Linked DNA regions of Homo sapiens: region 2 is linked to region 1. The links are chromatin loops, found by intact Hi-C in ENCODE. Cell type or tissue: IMR-90. All regions are shown on one strand. Links, peaks and the distances in the headings refer to the core of each region. The heading gives the core; the rest is flanking DNA. Region 1 has its middle 9.4 kb from the start of B3GALNT2. Region 2 overlaps LYST (lysosomal trafficking regulator).

What was found. A loop is a pair of places that touch in the nucleus more often than their neighbours do. Peaks named below come from ENCODE experiments on the same cell type or tissue, not always from the same donor. Only the 100,000 strongest peaks of a DNase experiment are listed, where the experiment ranks them.
Region 2: it touches region 1 in a loop (6-fold over the local background); 14 of 110 quality-filtered maps call a loop at or near these places.

The regions. Positions count from the first base shown.
Region 1 is chr1:235,509,366-235,518,366 of GRCh38, reverse strand. No RefSeq gene overlaps it. Among named protein-coding and RNA genes, the nearest start is that of B3GALNT2, 9.4 kb to the right of the region's middle. In IMR-90, for the core only: CTCF peaks have their summits at 4,411 (motif pointing left) and 6,696 (motif pointing left); a DNase peak (open chromatin) is centred at 4,416.
Region 2 is chr1:235,839,751-235,848,751 of GRCh38, reverse strand. The region is part of intron 1 of LYST (lysosomal trafficking regulator); the gene reads left to right. Among named protein-coding and RNA genes, the nearest start is that of MIR1537, 8.8 kb to the left of the region's middle. RefSeq lists an enhancer at 6,451-6,650. In IMR-90, for the core only: a CTCF peak has its summit at 5,168 (motif pointing right); a DNase peak (open chromatin) is centred at 5,161.

The DNA of each region.
Region 1 (9,001 bases), core at 648-8,647:
GTAGTCCCAGCTACTTGGGAGGTTGAGGCAGGAGAATGGCGTGAACCCAGGAGGCGGAGCTTGCAGTGAGCCGAGATCGTGCCACTGCACTCCAGCCTGGGCAAGGGAGCGAGACTCCGTCTCAAAAAAAAAAAAAAAAAAAACAGGCTCTGCAATTTGGCACAAGACTTCTCTGCACACAGTCTAAAACTACTCTGCAAAGTTTAAAAGCTTTGCAGAACTTTTAATGGTGTATCTTGGGCCGATATAAAAACAATGTGGATTGTTAAAGAGAAGACAAACATGTGAGAGAAACTTGTTTTTCTTTTTCTTTGATCTCCTAAAAGCAAGATCACATCTCAACATACAGAATGAACAAGGGGAACAAGGTTTAAAAATCAGAGGAGAGGAGGGTACGAACAAATCTCTTTCTGTGTGCATAAACTCAAATCACGCTATTAAGTTGTGAAAAGAAATATTAAGGACCAATCCTTTTAGAAACCTTTCAGATGAGCCAAAGTGGGAAAAGTCTAGAATCTGTCCTTGAAAGGGATTTAGTATATACTCAAAGTAGGACTGGGGTGATTGAAGACCATTAAGCACTAATGAGAAAGAGACCAAATTTTACTTAGGATTTTTTAAATTTGCTCATTAGAACAATATTTATTTATTCATTTATTTATTTATTTTTCATTGAGACGGAGTCTCCCACTGTTGCCTGGGCTAGAGTGTAATGGCGCGATCTCGGCTCACTGCAACCTCTGCCTCCCTGATTCAAGTGATTCTCCTGCCTCAGCCTCCTGAGTAGCTGGGATTACAGGCGCCCACCACCATGCCCAGCTAATTTTTTGTATTTTTAGTACAGACAGGGATTCACTATGTTGGCCAGGCTGGTCTCGAACTCCTGACCTCGTGATCCACTTTCCTCGGCCTCCCAAGGTGCTGGGATTATGGCCACGTATTTCATTTTTTAAGAGTGTCTCTTTTAAACGTGATTCACTTTATGGAATCCTACTGCCCATTAGAGCATGGAAAGCTCCTTTTGTCCATGTCACAGGGCGAATTACTTCATCGTGTTGAATATACTGAGTGTCCCAAGAAGTTTTTCTTCCCAGTGACATGGCTGCTTTCTTCCTTGATTACTGTCTGGATTATTTCTAAGCCTTTGAATTGACCTCTTTGCTTTCAATACACCTCACCTTGATTCATTTTACACACAGTCATTGGTCATTCTTGGTTTCACTGTCACCAAGTCTCCTGTTAGGTATGCAAGAGCTCTGTGTGACAGCCTTTACTGTAATCAGCCTGTGGGGCACAATGCAAACAAATCGGCATTTCCCTACCTACCCACTGAAACTGAGCCACATGGAGGGGCTGTGTGGCTGCCAGTCAGATGCATTAAGGCACCAGGGGCAGGAGTTTCAAATGTGAGCTGCGTATGGGAAGGCCCAAGAACAGTCTCTGAATGCAGAACAAGTTGATGGAGACTGCTGGAGAGGAAGGGATAGCAGTGATTACTTATTTAGCCGTGAGGTCTCCTGAGCGACACTGGGAGGCTGGCTCATTGTTAATTTTTTTGTTTTACTATAATTATTTATAATTTTAGTAAATTGTAAGTAATTTACTAAAGTAAATAATTATAAAAATGCAAATCTGGGTTTTGAACTCAAATTTGTCTGCTGGACCTACAGAGAGTAATTTGATTCTATTTTTCCTCTTACAGAGATTTCTGATTTTTAAATGTTATGACATTAGATACTGCCAAGATTGCCTGAATAATGTGTGCTCTTTCACTTTGCCATTTTGAACTTCTAAAATTTTAGACCTTTGGACACCCAAAGAAGTCTTTAGGTTTCTTTTTAAAAAGAAATTAGGTGGTAATGCCTGCAAACCTGCCAGTTATTCTTTCCAGGGGGAAACCTACTTGTGTTTGTTCTTTGTGTACCTTCCCCCACTAGAATGGAAGCTCCGTGAAGACAAGAACCAAGCTTGTTTGGTTCTCATTTGTAACTTTGATGGTTCTAGGCATGCAAAGACACCGAGTAAATGTTTGTTGAATGAATGAATGAATGAATGAATGAATGAATGAATGCTATCCAACTTGGGCAAATTTTTGCAATACGTAAACTTCGTTTCCATGGTGATATCATACCCCATTTTTTTCCCTTCCAGTGGTCTTAATCATTTCCAGCACCCACCTCCCGCCAGCTCTCCTCCCCATACTCCTCTCTTTATATTTCTCAAACTTACTACAAACTTTAGCCATTGAAATATGCAAGAACCAAGAAGTCAACCAGCTAATGAACAAATTAGTCTGTGATACTGGCAGAAAGCCAGGACTTCCCTTAATAATAAGGGCATTTTAGGAAGTCTTATAGAGACAATGAATGCTTCTCATTTGTGATCTCATTAGTGACTCTAGTTTTGACAATGGCTGGCCAAAGGATACTTTTCAGCTACTATAATCTACTGTAATGTACCAAGTCACCTATATGGAGTAGACATCTTCCAGGACTGAGGCCACATTCCATGATATTTGATGTGATTGATATTGTGGATTGCTTTTAGAGTTTGCTTTACGCTAATGAGGATAGAAAGAGGAAATAAAGAAAGCAACCGAGTTCATTAAACGAAAAAGGCAGAGGACTCTCAGGAGAAGGAATTTGAATTCTAGCACTTATCCAAACATGCAAAGAACCCCCTCTGGTCCCCAAATTTCCTTGTAAGAAAACTGCTCTCTGTGTCAAGCAGTGCCTAGAATATTGGATCTGAGACGTAAAGTTGAAGAATTACTGAATTAAGGTATGACCAAGGCTTTTTTGGTTTTGTTGTTTTAAAGCAATTCTTAAAATTAATATTTTTCCTTAATCATTTGAGATATATTTTCCAAAGGTTGAGGTTGCATATGCCACATTTTAATCTGGATGTCTTCATATTCATGTTTAGGGAAAAGAATGAAAATAACATGTATAAATTTTACCAATATGTTTTCTCATTTAATATTCAAAACAATCCACTGAAGTATATCCTGTGAGTCTCATTTCACAGATTAGGAATCTGAGACCTAGAGGTAAAGTGCTTGCCATGCTCAAGGCCACACAGCTAATAAATGCAAATCTGAGTTTTGAACTCAAATTTGTTTGCTGGATCTGCAGATAATATTTTGATTCTGTTTTTTCTCTGACAAAGATTTCTGAATTTTAAATTTTATGACATTAGATTCTGCCAAGATTCCCTGAATAAGGTGTGCTCATTCACTTTACCATTCCGAACTCCTAAAACTTCTTATCTTTAGACATCTCTAGTCCTATCTTTGATAACAAGAAATTTGCTGTTATGTGTCATAGGTTTTTGGTTTGTTTGTTTTGTTTCTTTTTTTGAGACAGAGTCCCACTCTGTTGCCCAGCAGGCTGGAGTGTAGTGATGTGATCTCGATTCACTGCAACCTCTGCCTCCTGAGGTTCAAGTGATTCTCCTGCCTCAGCCTCCTGAGTAGCTGGGATTACAGGTGCACGCCACCACGCCAGGCTAATTTTTGTTATTTTTTTTAGAGATGGCATTTCACCATGTTGGCCAGGCTGGTCTCGAACTCCTGACCTCAAGTGATTCGCCCGCCTCAGCCTCCTGAAGTGCTGGGATTACAGGCGTGAGCCATGGCGCCTGGCCTATAGTTTTTTAAAATGTTTATAATCTTCAATAGCAAGGTCCCCCAAAGTCTACTGAAGCTAGACTTGACTGAAAATTTATATACACAAATAAGAAATGTGTGCATATAGCAATGCGTGTGCTAAAACTGAAGGGATAGGCCAGACACAGTGGCTCACACCTGTAATCCAAGCACTTTGGGAGGCCGAGGTGGGCAGATCATTTGAGGTCAGGAGTTCAAGACCAGCCTGGCTAACATGGTGAAACCCCATCTCTACTAAAAAAAAATACAAAAATTAGCCAGGCGTGGTGGTAGGCACCTGTAATCCCACTCGGGAGGCTGAGGCAGGAGAATCTCTTGAACCTAGGAGGCGGAGGTTGCAGTGAGCCGAGATTGTGCCATTGCACTCCAGGCTGGGCAACAGAGCGATACTCTGTCTCAAAAAAAAAGAAGTGATAAAACTAATGGAAATTATTCTGTATTAGGAAGAAGATGGAAGTTCATCATTTTAAAGATAAAATGGCTCAGTGTGAAAATGCAACATATTTTATAATTACCCAAAAATTATTTTTTCTTTGAGAACCAAGAGATATTCTTTTTCACAAAAACGTGTATGAATTTTCCCAAAGTAAAATCTAAGTTGAAATCTCCTATTTTGAGTTTAAGCCTGTGGAGCTAACCTTTACCAATCTTAGTTGCCATCCAAAATCTCTAATTAAATTTTTCTCAAAAACCAAACCAAACCAAACCAAACGAGGCAAAAAGAGGCAAGCTCTTTACTGCCACCTACCGTCAGAAAAAAATAGCCCACTAAGTGTAAGGATAAATGACTTGCATGGAAAACTTGAGGCGTGGACAGGGAGACCATATGGTCTGGTTTGCAGATAGTTCCTGTTGTCTTGACATTTATCCATTTTAGCATTTGTCCTGCCCCCTTTTTCTCTCAAAACCTTGATTTAGATTACAAATTATATGGTTGTTACTGGCTGTTTCCATACATCACTTAAAATACTCAAGTCAGGCTTATCTCTCCCATCTAAATGCACACACACACTTCTTCAATCAGAGCCCTCTTCCCAGCTCCCATTCTTTCTCGTTCTGATCTTCATGACCAAACTTCTCAAAATAGTAATGCACACACCATTTCCACTTCATTACTTCTCATTCACTCCTCAACTCACAGTACTCTCCCTTCTGCTCTACCTATTCCTCGAAACTGCTAGTTACCTGGCCACTCTCAAATCAGCAGACACATTTCTGCCTTGATCTTGCTTCATATGTTGTCAACAGGCATGAGCCACCACGCCCGGCTAATTTTTGTTTTTGTTTTTTTTAGAGACAGTGTTTCACCATGTTGGTCAGGTTGTACGCTGTCGTCTGCACTCCCTCTGCCATCTTACATCTTGTCTTGGGTGACACATCCTCCTGTTTTCCTCCTATAGTCTGGATTCTTGTCAATGTCCTTTATAATTTTAACTTCCTCTGCTCACACCTAAATGTTGGTGTCTCCCTTCATCATCGCTCTACAGACTATGCCTGGGTAATCTCACCTTGTGAGTTCTACTGCAATCAACTTGCTAAAGATTCCCAAATTCATTGATTCACTCATTCATTCACTGTTTGTTCAATAAATATTTATGGAGCACCTACAAAATGCCAGTGACTTCTCCAGGTTCTGGGATATATCAGGGAACAAAACGGGAGGGAAAATTTCTGCCCTGTGTAGACAGTAAGACAATAAACCGCAAACAAAATAAATAAGTAAATTGAACAGTATGTTTAAGAGTGATAAGTGACACATGGCAGGTCGCAGTGGCTCACGCCATTAATCCCAGCACTTTGGGAGGCCGAGGCAGGCGGATCACAAGGTCAGGAGTTTGAGACCAGCCTGACCAACATGGTGAAACCCCACCTCTACTAAAAATACAAAAATTAGCTGGGCATGGTAGTATGCACCTGTAATCCCAACTACTCAGGAGGGTGAGGCAGGAGAATCGCTTGAACCCGGGAAGTGGAGGTTGCAGTGAGCCGAAATCACACCACTGCACTCCAGCCTGGGCAACAGAGTGAGACTGTCTCAAAACAAAACAAAACAAAAAAAGAGTGATAAGTGATACAGAATAGAGTAATAGAGATTGGGGATGGTGGAGCAGGGTTTTTTAATAGAAGGGACAGGGAAGGCCTCATGGAAAAGGCAACATTTTAGTTGACTTGAAGAAGAAGAAGGAATAAGCTATGAAAATATCTGGAAGAAGAGCAGAAGAAACAAAGTGCAAAGATCCCGAGGAAAGAATGTACCTGTCCTATTCTCGGGATGGAAAGGAGGCCAGGATGGTTCTGGAGCAAACTGAATGAGAAGGAGGGGAATAGAGGATGAGGTTAGAGGGGTTCAGGCCTGCAGATGACAACGGCCTGCAGATGACAATGGCCTACAGATGACAACGGCCTGCAGATGACAACGGCCTACAGATGACAACGGCCTGCAGGCCACTGTAAGGGACTCTGGTTTCCCTGTGAGAGAACAGAACTGGAGAGCCATTTGCAGGGTTTTAGGTAGAGAAATGACATCATCTTTCATGTCATTTAACAGAATCGCTGTCTTAGGTCAGGTTCCCATGGAAACATACTCTGAAACACGGGTTGTATACAGGTTTACTGGGGACTGCTCTTGGGAATGCCGGTAAGGGAGTGAGGAAAGCAGAATTGGGCGGAGGGAGAAGTTGGACTGTGACGCAGTTGCAAGAGAGGCCACGGGATGGCTCTTCAGAGTTACCCACATCTTTACACCGTTCCTTGAGTAGTCACTGGATGCAGGTTGTCTCTCAGGAGGGAGCTGTACCCTTGGGTGAGGCAGCCACCTTCAGCCAAGGGCAGTTCCCAGAGAGAGAGATTCAACTGAGACTCCTTTGCAGTCAACATTTTCCATCCTGAATTGGGGAGATGCACCACAGCATCTTAGAGTCGGCCTCTGCACCCTCAGATAGATCAACTCCATATAGAAGCACCCAGGATCCCTCTTCCATCTTCTGGTTGGCTCTTGCTACTGCAGCTTTTCTCAAGACTTGAATGATACTCATCATCTCCTCCGCTACTCCACACGGTAGATTTTTCCCCACCCCCAGTCAGTCTATTCACCACACAGCAATGTGAGTGTTCCTGCTAACACATAAGTCAGATCATGTCACTCCTTTGCTTAAAACCCACCATGTAGGCTGGGTGCGGTGGCTCATACTTGTAATCCCAGAACTTTGGGAGCTGGGCCGGCGGATCACTTGAGGTCAGGAGTTCAAGACCAGCCTGGCCAACATGGTAGAACCCCATTTCTATTAAAAATACAAAATGGCTGGCCATGGTGGTGCACGCCTGTAATCCTAGCTACTCTGGAGGCTGAGACAGGAGAATTGCTTGAACCCAGGAGGCAGAGGTTGCAGTGAGCTGAGATCGCGCCACTGCACTCCAGCCCAGGTGACAGAGCAAGACTCTGTCTCAAAAAAAAAACAAAAAAACAAAAAAACAAAAAAAAACAAAACCCCACCATGTAACTACTCCCCTTTCATTTCGGAGTAAAAGCCCAAATCCTTATCATGATTTATATCATATTCTTGCTAGGGACTACATCATCCCCGATTATTCTCCTCACCACTCACTCTGTTCCTGTTACACCAACCTCCCTCCTTGAGCACATTTTTGAAGGACAGTTTGGCAGTGTCTATTTTCCTACTCTTCTTGGAGAAGCCCGAGTCAAGATGCTTTCAGACTGAAATGTTAATGATTCTGTCTGCTAGTGTAAAGGTTGTCTTCTGCAAAGATTATCTGGTCGTCATATCACAGGCATTTAATTTAAAAGAATTCAACCATTGGCTTAAAAAAGAAAGAGAAGCAATCATTTAAATAGCACGCATTACTAGGGCAGCGTGTACCCACCCGAGGCAGAGTGCCAGGAGTCCTGAAAAGAATATCTGAATGATTTTAAGGTTTCCCAACTATTCACCAAAAAAAAAAAAAAAGTGAAATTTGTTGATTAAGTGACCAGGCAAGATGGTTTCCTTGAGGAAGAAAGTGAACAACTAAAGCCTGACGAGAAACTTTAATGATAAAGAATTAGAGGGCCAGGCACAGTGGCTTATGCCTGTAATCCCAGCACTTTGGGAGGCTGAGGTAGAAGGACCGCTTGAGGTCAGGAGTTCGAGACCAGCCTGGGCAGCATAGTGAGAGCTCATCCCTACCAAATAAGTAAATAAGAATTAGAGGAATAAAAAAATACTTTTACAGAATTACATATACAAAAACATACATACTATATATTTTAAACTAAGAGATGTTCAAGGGCAATTTTTATTTCACTGGCTGATCGAATTGGGCCCTGTACTAGAGAAAAGAGAACCAGCAAGAAGTGACCCTCATATGGAAGGGATGAGAAGGCGCTTGGAAGTGTCATTAAAGGGCTGGGGTAAGGCTTAAGGCAAGAGATAGCCAGTAGGGACCTCTATTGGGGGACCATAGGAGCAAGTTTATCTCATATCAAGTTAAAAGTTTTCTGTCTGTATCTTCTCAGGCTAAATTCTTGTATTTATTTATTTTTTTGAGACGGAGTTTCACTCTTGTTGCCCAGGCTGGAGTGCAATGGTGCCATCTCGGCTCACTGCAACCTCCGCCTCCTGGGTTCAAGCAATTCTCCTGCCTCAGCCTCCCGAGTAGCTGGGATTACAGGCATATGCCACCACTCCCGGCTAATTTTGGATTTTTAGTAGAGATGGGTTTTCTCCCTGTTGGTCGGGCTGTTCTGGAACCCAGACCTCAGGGGATCCGCCCGCCTCAGCCTCCCAAAGCACTAGGATTACAGGGGTAAGCCACCGCGCCCGGCCAATCCTTTTACAAGTCTGTTAAACATGCCAGCCATGTCTTAGCTGTGACTGGGGGATAAACGGAGGCACTATGTCTGTGTTTCGGGTCAAAGCAGAAGAATCTGGGGCTGTGGCCTCGAGAAGTGGTTATGAGTTGAGGTGGTTGATAGAGAACACTAGAGCAGTCTGGAACAAGAGGTGGCAACGAGACTGATGATGACCTCGTGGAAAAGAGAACACGCCTTGGTACTTAGAAATATTGAGAGAGGGGACTAGAATTTCTGGAGTTATACAGGTTAAGGGGACAGATTGCATACATGGGGATTGAAAAGGAGGGTGATTCCTCCCTTTCCATCACTGGAAAAGTAAAGAAATTTGGAAAAATTCAGAATATATATACAAGAAGAAATATCTGGGCTATAGTGGCTAAGTCTGGAAAGAAAGATTGGGGTGGGCTGAAGGATTCTAACATTATATATTTTGTTTACACTTGTATTACATTACTTGTGTTTGTTATGATAACCATGCATTA
Region 2 (9,001 bases), core at 460-8,459, 330 kb before region 1:
AATGTATTCGTAGTAGCCTTGAATGATCTTTTGTATTTCAGTGGTGTCAGTTGTAGTATCTCCCATTTCATTTCTTAATGAGGTCATTTGGATTTTCTCTCTTCTTTTCTTGGTTAATCTTGCTAATGATATATCAATTTTATTTATCTTTTCAAAGAACCAGCTTTTTGTTTCATTTATCTTTTGTATTTTTTTTGTTTGTTTCAATTTCATTTAGTTTTGCTCTGATCTTGGTTATTTCCTTTCTTCTGCTGGGTTTGGGTTTGCTTTGTTCTAGTTTCTCTAGTTCCTTGAGGTGTGACCTTAGATTGTGCTCTTTCAGACTTTTTGATGTAGGCATTTAGGACTGTGAACTTTCCTCTTAGCACCACCCTTGCTCCATCGCAGAGGTTTTGATAGGTTGTGTCATTATTGTCATTCAGTTCGAAGAATTTTTTAATTTCTATCTTGATTTCGTTTTTGACCCAATGCTCATTCAGGAGCAGGTTATTTAATTTCCATGTATTTGCATGGTTTTGAAGCTTCCCTTTGGAGTTGATTTCCAGTTTTATGCCGCTGTGGTCTGAGAGAGTGCTTGATATAATTTCAGTTTTCTTAAATCTATTGAGACTCGTTTTGTTGCCTGTCATATGATCTATCTTGGAGAAAGTTCCATGTGCTGTTGAATAGAATGTATATTCTGCAGTTGTTGGATGAAATGTCTGTATATATCTGTCAAGTCCATTTGTTCCAAGGTATAGTTTAAATTCATTGTTTCTTTGTTGACCTTCTGTGTTGATGACCTGTCTGGTCATTGGAGTATTGAAGTCCCCCACTATTATTGTGTTGCTGTCTCATTTCTTAGGTCTATTAGTAATTGTTTTATAAATTTGGGAGCTCCAGTGTTAAGTGCATATATGTTTAGGATTGTGATATCTTCCTGTTGGACAAGGCCTTTTACCATTATATAATGTCCCTCTTTGTCTCTTTTAACTGCTGTTGCTTTAAAGTTTGTTTTGTCTGATGTAAGAATACCTTGCTGGCTTTTGGTGTCCATTTGCATGAAATGCCTTTTCCCACCCCTTTACCGTATGTGAGTGCTTATGTGTTAGGTGAGTATCCTGAAGGCAATAGATAGTTGATTGGTGAATTCTTATCCATTCTGTGGTTCTGTATCTTTTAAGTGGAGCATTTAGGCCATTTACATTCAATTTTAGCATTGAAATGTGCGGTATGGTTCCATTCATCATGCTCCTTGTTGCCTCTGTACTTTTGTTTGTTGTTGTTTTGTTTTTGCTTTTTAACTTGCATTTTTGTTCTATAGGCCCTGTGTGATTTATGCTTTGAAGAGGTTCTGTTTTGATGTGTTTCCAGGATTTGTTTCAAGACTTGGAGCTCCTTTTAGCAGTTCTTCTAGTGGTGGCTTGGTGATGGCGAATTCTCTCAGCATGTGTTTGTCTGAAAAAGACTGTATCTTTCCTTCATATATGATGCTTAATTTTGCTGGATACAAAATTCTTGGCTGATAATTGTTTTGTTTGAGGAGTCTGAAGTTAGGGCCCCAATCCCTTCTAGCTTATAGGGTTTCTGCTGAGAAATCTGCTGTTAATCTGATAGGTTTTCTTTTATAGGCTACCTGGTACTACTGTTTCACAGCTCTTAAAATTCTTTCCTTCATCTTAACTTTGGATAACCTCATGACAATGTGCCTACGCGAAGATCTTTTTGAGATGAATTTCCCAGGTGATCTTTATGCTTCTGTATTTGGATGTCTACGTCTCTAGCAAGGCCAGGGAAGTTTTCCTCAATTATCCACCCAGATATGTTTTCCAAGCTTTTAGAATTCTCTTCTTCCTCAGGAACACTGATTATTCTTAGGTGTGGTCATTTAACATAATCCCAGACTTCTTGGAGGCTTTGTTCATATTTTCGTATTCTTTTTTCTTTGTCTTTGTTGGATTGGGTTAATTCGAAGACCTTGTCTTCGAGCTCTGAATTTCTTTCTTCTACTTGTTTAGTTCTATCGCTGAGACTTTCCAGAGCATTTTGCATTTCTAAAAGTGTGTCCAAAGTTTCCTGAATTTTTTATTGTTTTTTTTCTTTATGCTATCTATTTCTTTGAATATTTCTCCCTTCACTTCTTATATCATTTTTTGGATTTCCTTGCACTGGGCTTCACCTTTCTCTGGTCCCTCCCTGATTAGCTTAATATCTAACCTCCTGAATTCTTTGTCAGGTAAATCAGGGATTTCTTCTTGGTTTGGATCTATTGCTGGTGAACTAGAGAAATTTTGGGGGGGTGTTGAAGAGCCTTGTTTTGTCATATTACCAGGGTTGGTTTTCTGGTTCCTTCTCATTTGGGTAGGCTCTGTCAGAGGGAAGGTCTAGGGCTGAAGACTGTTGTTCAGATTCTTTTGTCCCACGGGGTGTTCCCTTGATGTAGTATACTCCTCCTTTTCCTATGGATGTGGCTTCCTGTGAGCCGAACTGCAGTGATTGTTGTCTCTCTTCTGGGTCTAGCCACCCAGCGAGTCTCCCTGGCTCCAGGCCGGTACTGGGGGTTGTCTACACAGAGTCCTGTGATGTGAACCATCTATGGGTCTCTCAGCCATGGATACCAGCGCCTTTTCTGGTGCAGGTGGTGGAGGGTGCAGTGGACTCCGTGAGGGTCCTTAGCTTTGGTGGTTTAATGCTCTATTTTTGTACTGGTTGGCCATGTTTTAATGCTCTATTTTTGTGCTGGTTGGCCTCCTGCCAGGAGGTGGCGCTTTCCAGAAAGCATCAGCTGTAGTAGTACAGAGAAAGATATGCGGTGGGCAGGGCCCTAGAACTCCCAAGATTAAATGCCCTTTGTCTTTTGCTACCAGGGTGGATAGGGAAGGACCATCAGGTGGGGGTGGGGCTAGGTGTGTATGAGCTCAGCAGCTCCTTGGTTGGGTCGTGCTGGGGCTGCTGTGGGGAATTGGGGGTGAGATTCCCAGTTTACTGGAGTTGTGTACTTAGGAGGATTATGGCTGCCTCTGCTGAGTCATGAAGGTTGTCAGGGAAGTGGGGGAAAGCCAGCAGTCGGAGCCCTCACCCAGCTCCCACGCAAACAGAAGGGCCACTCTCACTCCCACCGTGTCCCCCCTAACTGCCGGGAGTCTGTTTCCAGGCTGAGGGCTAGATGGGCTTGAAAACTTCCCCGAGGCTATCCACCTCTCAGCTACGAAAGAAAAGGGCTTTAGTTCTTCCTTCCACCTGTGAAGTCTGCGAGCTGGATTTGCACCCTCCCCGGAGTTCTGGCCAGCAGGCTTCTCACCGCGTTCAAATTGTTAGAAAGTTAGGCTAGAGAATTCCTTTCCCTGTGGGGTTTTACCCCCTGCTCCTCTAGCCACCCTCCCAATGGATCCTTGTGGTGCCAGGCAGGAATGGGCTACTTAAGGACCCAGGGAGCTCCCAGGGCCTTTCTGCTGCATTCTCTACCCCTGTAATTCACTAGGCTTGGCTCTCTAACTTGATTCAGCTCAGGTAAGGTCAGAAACTTCTCCAGCAAACAGACCTTCAGCTTCTCCAGTGGGGGTGTGTGTTCAGGAGAGGAGGGTCTCCCTTTCCCACTTGCACAGTTGGGGCACTCACAGTATTTGGGGGTCTCCTGGGGCCTGCAGGAGCAATCCGCTTCCTTCAGAGGGTCTGTGGGTCCTCTCGGGATTGCTGGTTTGTTCTTGCAGTGGATCTGGAGCTCAAATTCACAATGCAAGCCACCACATGCTGCTCTGTCCAGAGCTGCAATCTAGTCCTGCCTCCCTTCGCCATGATCCCAGGAGCTCCTCTCTTTAGTTAGGAATCATTCTGATGGTTATTGCTTAACACATCTAGTATTGACTAAAAAGTTACACAGTAAAGCTTAGATTAACAGATATTTTCTTGCTTAAATATTGTACAGTTCAACTGATATGTTTTAACTGGCTTATTCTTTAAAGAGAATTATATTAATCTGAACAAGTGCAGTTTCCCCCTCCCCCTCTTTGGTCCCCTTCCCCCCACCAGTGTCCTGCATTTCAGACATATAGTTCTGTGTTGTAGTCTAAAAAGTTTGTAGAGAGAGGTTTAAAAATCTTGTTTCCAGGTGTATGTATTACAATCCAGTGGACTTGAGTAAAGGTTCTGGATACCATTTAGAGGTAGTATTTAGTGTTAGGGAAACGCCTTTGCCTGTTGTCTAATTTCTAATCGACAGAAGAAGAAAGGCTATGTATCTTCTAAACTTGCTTATTTCAGTTTTAGTTAATTACCCCCCAAAACATATGTAACTCCAAGACAACTGGGATAGTAGAGTCCAGTGACTAATCATTTCTGTGACCTTGGACCTGTAGGCCTCAGTTTTTCTCAACTGTAGAATGTGGGGTTAGAGAATATGATATCTAAAATTTCTGCCATTATGACAACATAAGATTCTAAGTTATTCATGTTTATTCCTTTATTCATGTCATTTATGAAATGATATAAATGGTGTTATCTTTTTTTCTCATAAAGATTTTTTATTTTTACTGATGTGTTGTAAAGACTATATGAGATCTTTGAGAAAGTTGCTAATCAATCTATCAATATATATTAAACTCTGGAGAGCTGGGATTTAGAATAGTTAAATCCATATAAACTAACCTTTATTTTCAAGAAGGCTGCTTCAAATCATGGCAGATTTTGATTTAACAGAATTTATTGGGCACTTATTATTCTGTACATTATTTTGCCTAATTCTTAAAATAACCCTGATTTATCACAGTCTCCTCTTTGGCACATAACATTTTTGAAAAAAAGTCTTTCCAATGGCAACTTCTCTAATACTATTGAATTGAGAAAATTAGGCAAGCACGTAGTGTTACTTTAAAAGGGAATTTTCCAGGATTTTTTGGCATTTGGTGAAAGACTAACAAGTCTTTTGGGTGTTACTGTTTGATGAGGAAAAAGTATGCTTTCTAATCAACCTATAAGAATAAATATCATTATTATAACCTTTTTTGTTGTTTTTTCCTTTTACTTCTTTTTTTTCTTGTGGAAGCCACAAGACAAGGAAAAAGCAGAAAATACAGGGACTTCCTATTTTTTTTTTCAGTGCTTCCCTGGAAATAGCGTTATGAAACAGAACATCATTTTCCTCACACTGATCTGAGGAAAGCTTGCAGTGATCTTTTTCTTCCTTCAGATGGCACTGTCTGTCATAAGGTGTGCAGCTAGTACTGAGCATTTACATAGAGCTATAAAATTTGTCAACAATGTTTACTGAGGTTATATAATTTCTTAGGCTCCACATAGCAACTCTGTGGGGTAGTTTATGGAAGAGGCAGCCAAACTTCACACAGCTCTGTGTGACTAGCTAGTAATTGCTAGATTCCTGATCTGCGGCTTCTGGGTCCTATTTCACTACTGTCATGATGCCTACTGTATGTATATCCCACTATTCAGAACAGATTCATAAATAGTGAAAATAGAATGAGCTGGAGCATATTAATAAATATCTATTAAAATATTTACTTAATAAATAAATATTGGAATTAATGAATTTATGAAAAAGGGAACTGTAGCACAATGGACCCCTTTCCCTTCTTATCACTGTGGCCACTGGCTATTTGATATTTATTGAAAAGGAAACTCAGCCACCTAGGGACCATTTCTTGCCCTGTTGTTGAGCTTGAGATTTTATTTTCAGTGGTACATGTAATGTCCTTGGTAGCATTGTCTAGAACACAGACATGACAAGGCATCTAAAAATGCCATTATATGAGGAGCTGCCCTAAAAGTGAAGAATATATGTGGTCATGACTTGCTGTGAGGGGCGGGTGTAGTAGTTCTCTGTGTCAAGAAGATAAATGCATGAAAATCCACAAGACTGAGGGTGATAGCTTAATTCTGTAATCTTTTAGGTGGATAATAAGTTGTGGAAATTAATCACAGAACTGGAACAGAGCTAAGATATCAAAGTTAACTATCCAGATGTCTGCAGGAAGTCTCATTCAATGAAAGCAGAGCCACTGTTGACTGACTTTAGTGACCATTTCATTTCCAGAAGGTAAAGGAAATAATCCAGGGAACCAGTACTCTTGAGTCTATCTTTGACCTAACTTGACTACGAGGGGCTTAATTAGACAAGTTAACCTAATGAAAATCCTGAGAGAGAGGCCACGCCATTCATTCGGCAAATGAGTAGAATCGAATGCCTGCTGTTAGCTGTGTTCTGTTCTAGATGCTAGAGATTTAGCAGTGAATACAACAGACAAAATCTCTGTCATTATAGGGCTTTCATTTTAAGAACTTACAATGATCTGTTGTCCAAAAATACTAGCTTCATGGTTACTTAACTGCAAGGACCTTAACTTTCACTTCACTTTAGACATCTGCTTGCAGGGCCACACTGTGGATGTTGTCATCTGGGACCGCTTGTTTCAGAAATCTAAAAATTCTAACATCTTCATTCCCACATTGTGTACTCTTCAGTCTGGTAGAGATCCACACTTCCTTGATTGCCTGGATTTTCTGCTTGTCTATCAACATTTATTTTCCTGGCCTCTTTCTTTTTCCTACCCAGTCTGTGTCTCATTTTTGGCCATAAGGACTGTTCTTCCACCCATACCCTTGGGTCCCCTTCACTTATGCTTCTGCTGCCTCCACCCACCAAAACTCCCATTTCCAGATCAGTGATAACAGTCTGCACTGTCTATTATTAGACCCAAGCAGCTGAATCCTGCTGGTGAATCTGAAATAGCTGAAAAAATCCATACCACCAGAAATTCATGGTTTTCCACCTCTGCTAAGCTAGTAGCCAACCAGTAAATTATTTTGTCTGTCATCACTACTTTCCCCCATTTGACTATTCTTCCAATAATTATTCTAAATTACTTAGCCTTTAGCCCCCAATCTCTAGACTCTCTTCTTTAAGCAGACAACTTTGCCTATTACTTGAATGAAAAAATTGAGCCAGTCATTCTTGAGCTCCCTCAGTTTCTGGCCTTCCACCTGTTTTCTATATCTGCAATTCTCCTTACCTCCTTTCCCTCAGCCTCAGAGGATGATGTGTCCCCTCCTGCTTCCCCGCCCCAGCCTAACCTCTTCACCTATACCCTTGATCCAATCCACACTTATTTTCTCCATGAATTTTGTCCTTCATTCATTCGTTCTCTTGCCCCTGTCTTCAGTATCTTCCCTTGTGCTGGCTGCAGTGGTATGCTAGTAAAGTGGCTCTCCTGGAGAAAGAAACAAAAAAGACCCTAATGTGTAGCATTTGCCCATTTCCATGATGGAAATACTCTCACCATGATGATTTTAAGCTACCAACATGGTGCCAGTGATGCTGGGAAGAAGTACACACAATCAGAGCTGATAGGAGATGGCTGGCCACGCCGCACCACCTCTTATTTCTTATAGCCTAAAAATACGGTTCTTCCAATTCTTTAAAAAATACAAATACTTGAAAAAAAAAATTCCTTAACCTATGCCTCCTTCTCCAGCTCCTCTCTATTTTCTGTTTTTCTTTTCTAATCCTGCCTTCTCAGGAGAGTCTATACTTGCTATTTCCTTATTCGGTCTGGTATTGGAAACCATGAGATGGAGTTAAGGATAGTTGTTGAGAAGGTATACATTTTGAGCATTGCTGAAATTGGAATGAAAGGCATGGTGGATTTAGTCTCAGTAGTCACTGTAAAGAAGTTAGTCACTGGCCTAATAGACAGAGGACTCAGCTCACCTGGTGTGGAGTGGTTTTGCCCTGACAGCAGACTCTGCACACGTGCCTCAGTTCTTCTTGTGTGTTCTTCGCAGGTGACAGTACCATTTATCCAGTTAACCAAGCCAGTATTCAGAGAGTTGTCCTGATCCCTCCCTTACCACTCACTTCTCCATCCAATTAATCACCAAAATTGTGCTCATTTTAATTCTTGGATATTTAATAAAATTATATTATTCTACTGTTGCTTTAGAAAAAAATATCCTTACCATTTGCTTGGAGTATGACGCCAGTCTCCAAATTGGTTTTCATGCAGCTAGAGTTTTCTCCATAAAATGTGTCTTCCACATTGCCACTAGAATGACCTATGTGTTCAAGATTGACCATGCCACTCACATGTTCAAAATAATTCATGGGCTTCCTGTCACCTGTAGCAGTGAGTCTCAGCCCTGACTGTTCATTAGAATCACCTATGAAGCTTGTTAAAAATACCGATGTTTAGGTCTTGCTGTGGGTTTAGCAGATTAGGTTCTCTGATCATGGGGCCTAGACAAACTCTATAGGTGATTCTGATAAGACTCACTAGCCAATAGATTAAAGCCCAAGGTTCTTAGCATAGTGTACAAAAGCCTTTCACCATCTGGTCTTTGCCAGCCACTCCCTCCATCCTCACTTTTCCTGTTTCTCATTTTGTAGTTGTGATACCAAACTTACTGTAATTTCTTCAGTGACAACTTGAGCTGCTGTTTCCATCTCTAATGCTTTTCTTCCCTTCTTTTCTCCCTTTACCTGTACAACTTCAATTTATTCTTCATGAAGCTTCCCTGGCCACTCAAATTGGGTTAAGTGCCCCTTAGCAGTACATAGTACCCTATATATTGATTTGCCTTTGCCACCGTAATGTAATCTTCTTGAGGGCAGAGACTGGAATTACTTTATGTTCTTAGTGTCTGATACAAAGTGGTTGTTTTGTAAATGATAGCTGGCAGACTAATAAGCAGGAAGAGGAATATGGAACAAAGCCGGAATATAGAGAATTGGAGTACAGAGTTCCTAAAATTCGAAGAAAAGGTAGGTAAGATGCCAGAGATAGTCTCTTGAAGGGAAAGTGGTTACAAGGTGATAATAGGCAGTATCTCTACTGAACAATTGGAAATAATATGTGAAGGAAAGGGAGAGGGAACATGGCCACATGAACTGATGATTTATTTTATTTATTTATTTATTATTTTATTTTATTTTATTTTATTTCATTTTATTTTATTTTTTGAGACAGAGTCTCGCTCTGTCGCCCAGGCTGGTGTGTAGTGGCGCGATCTCAGT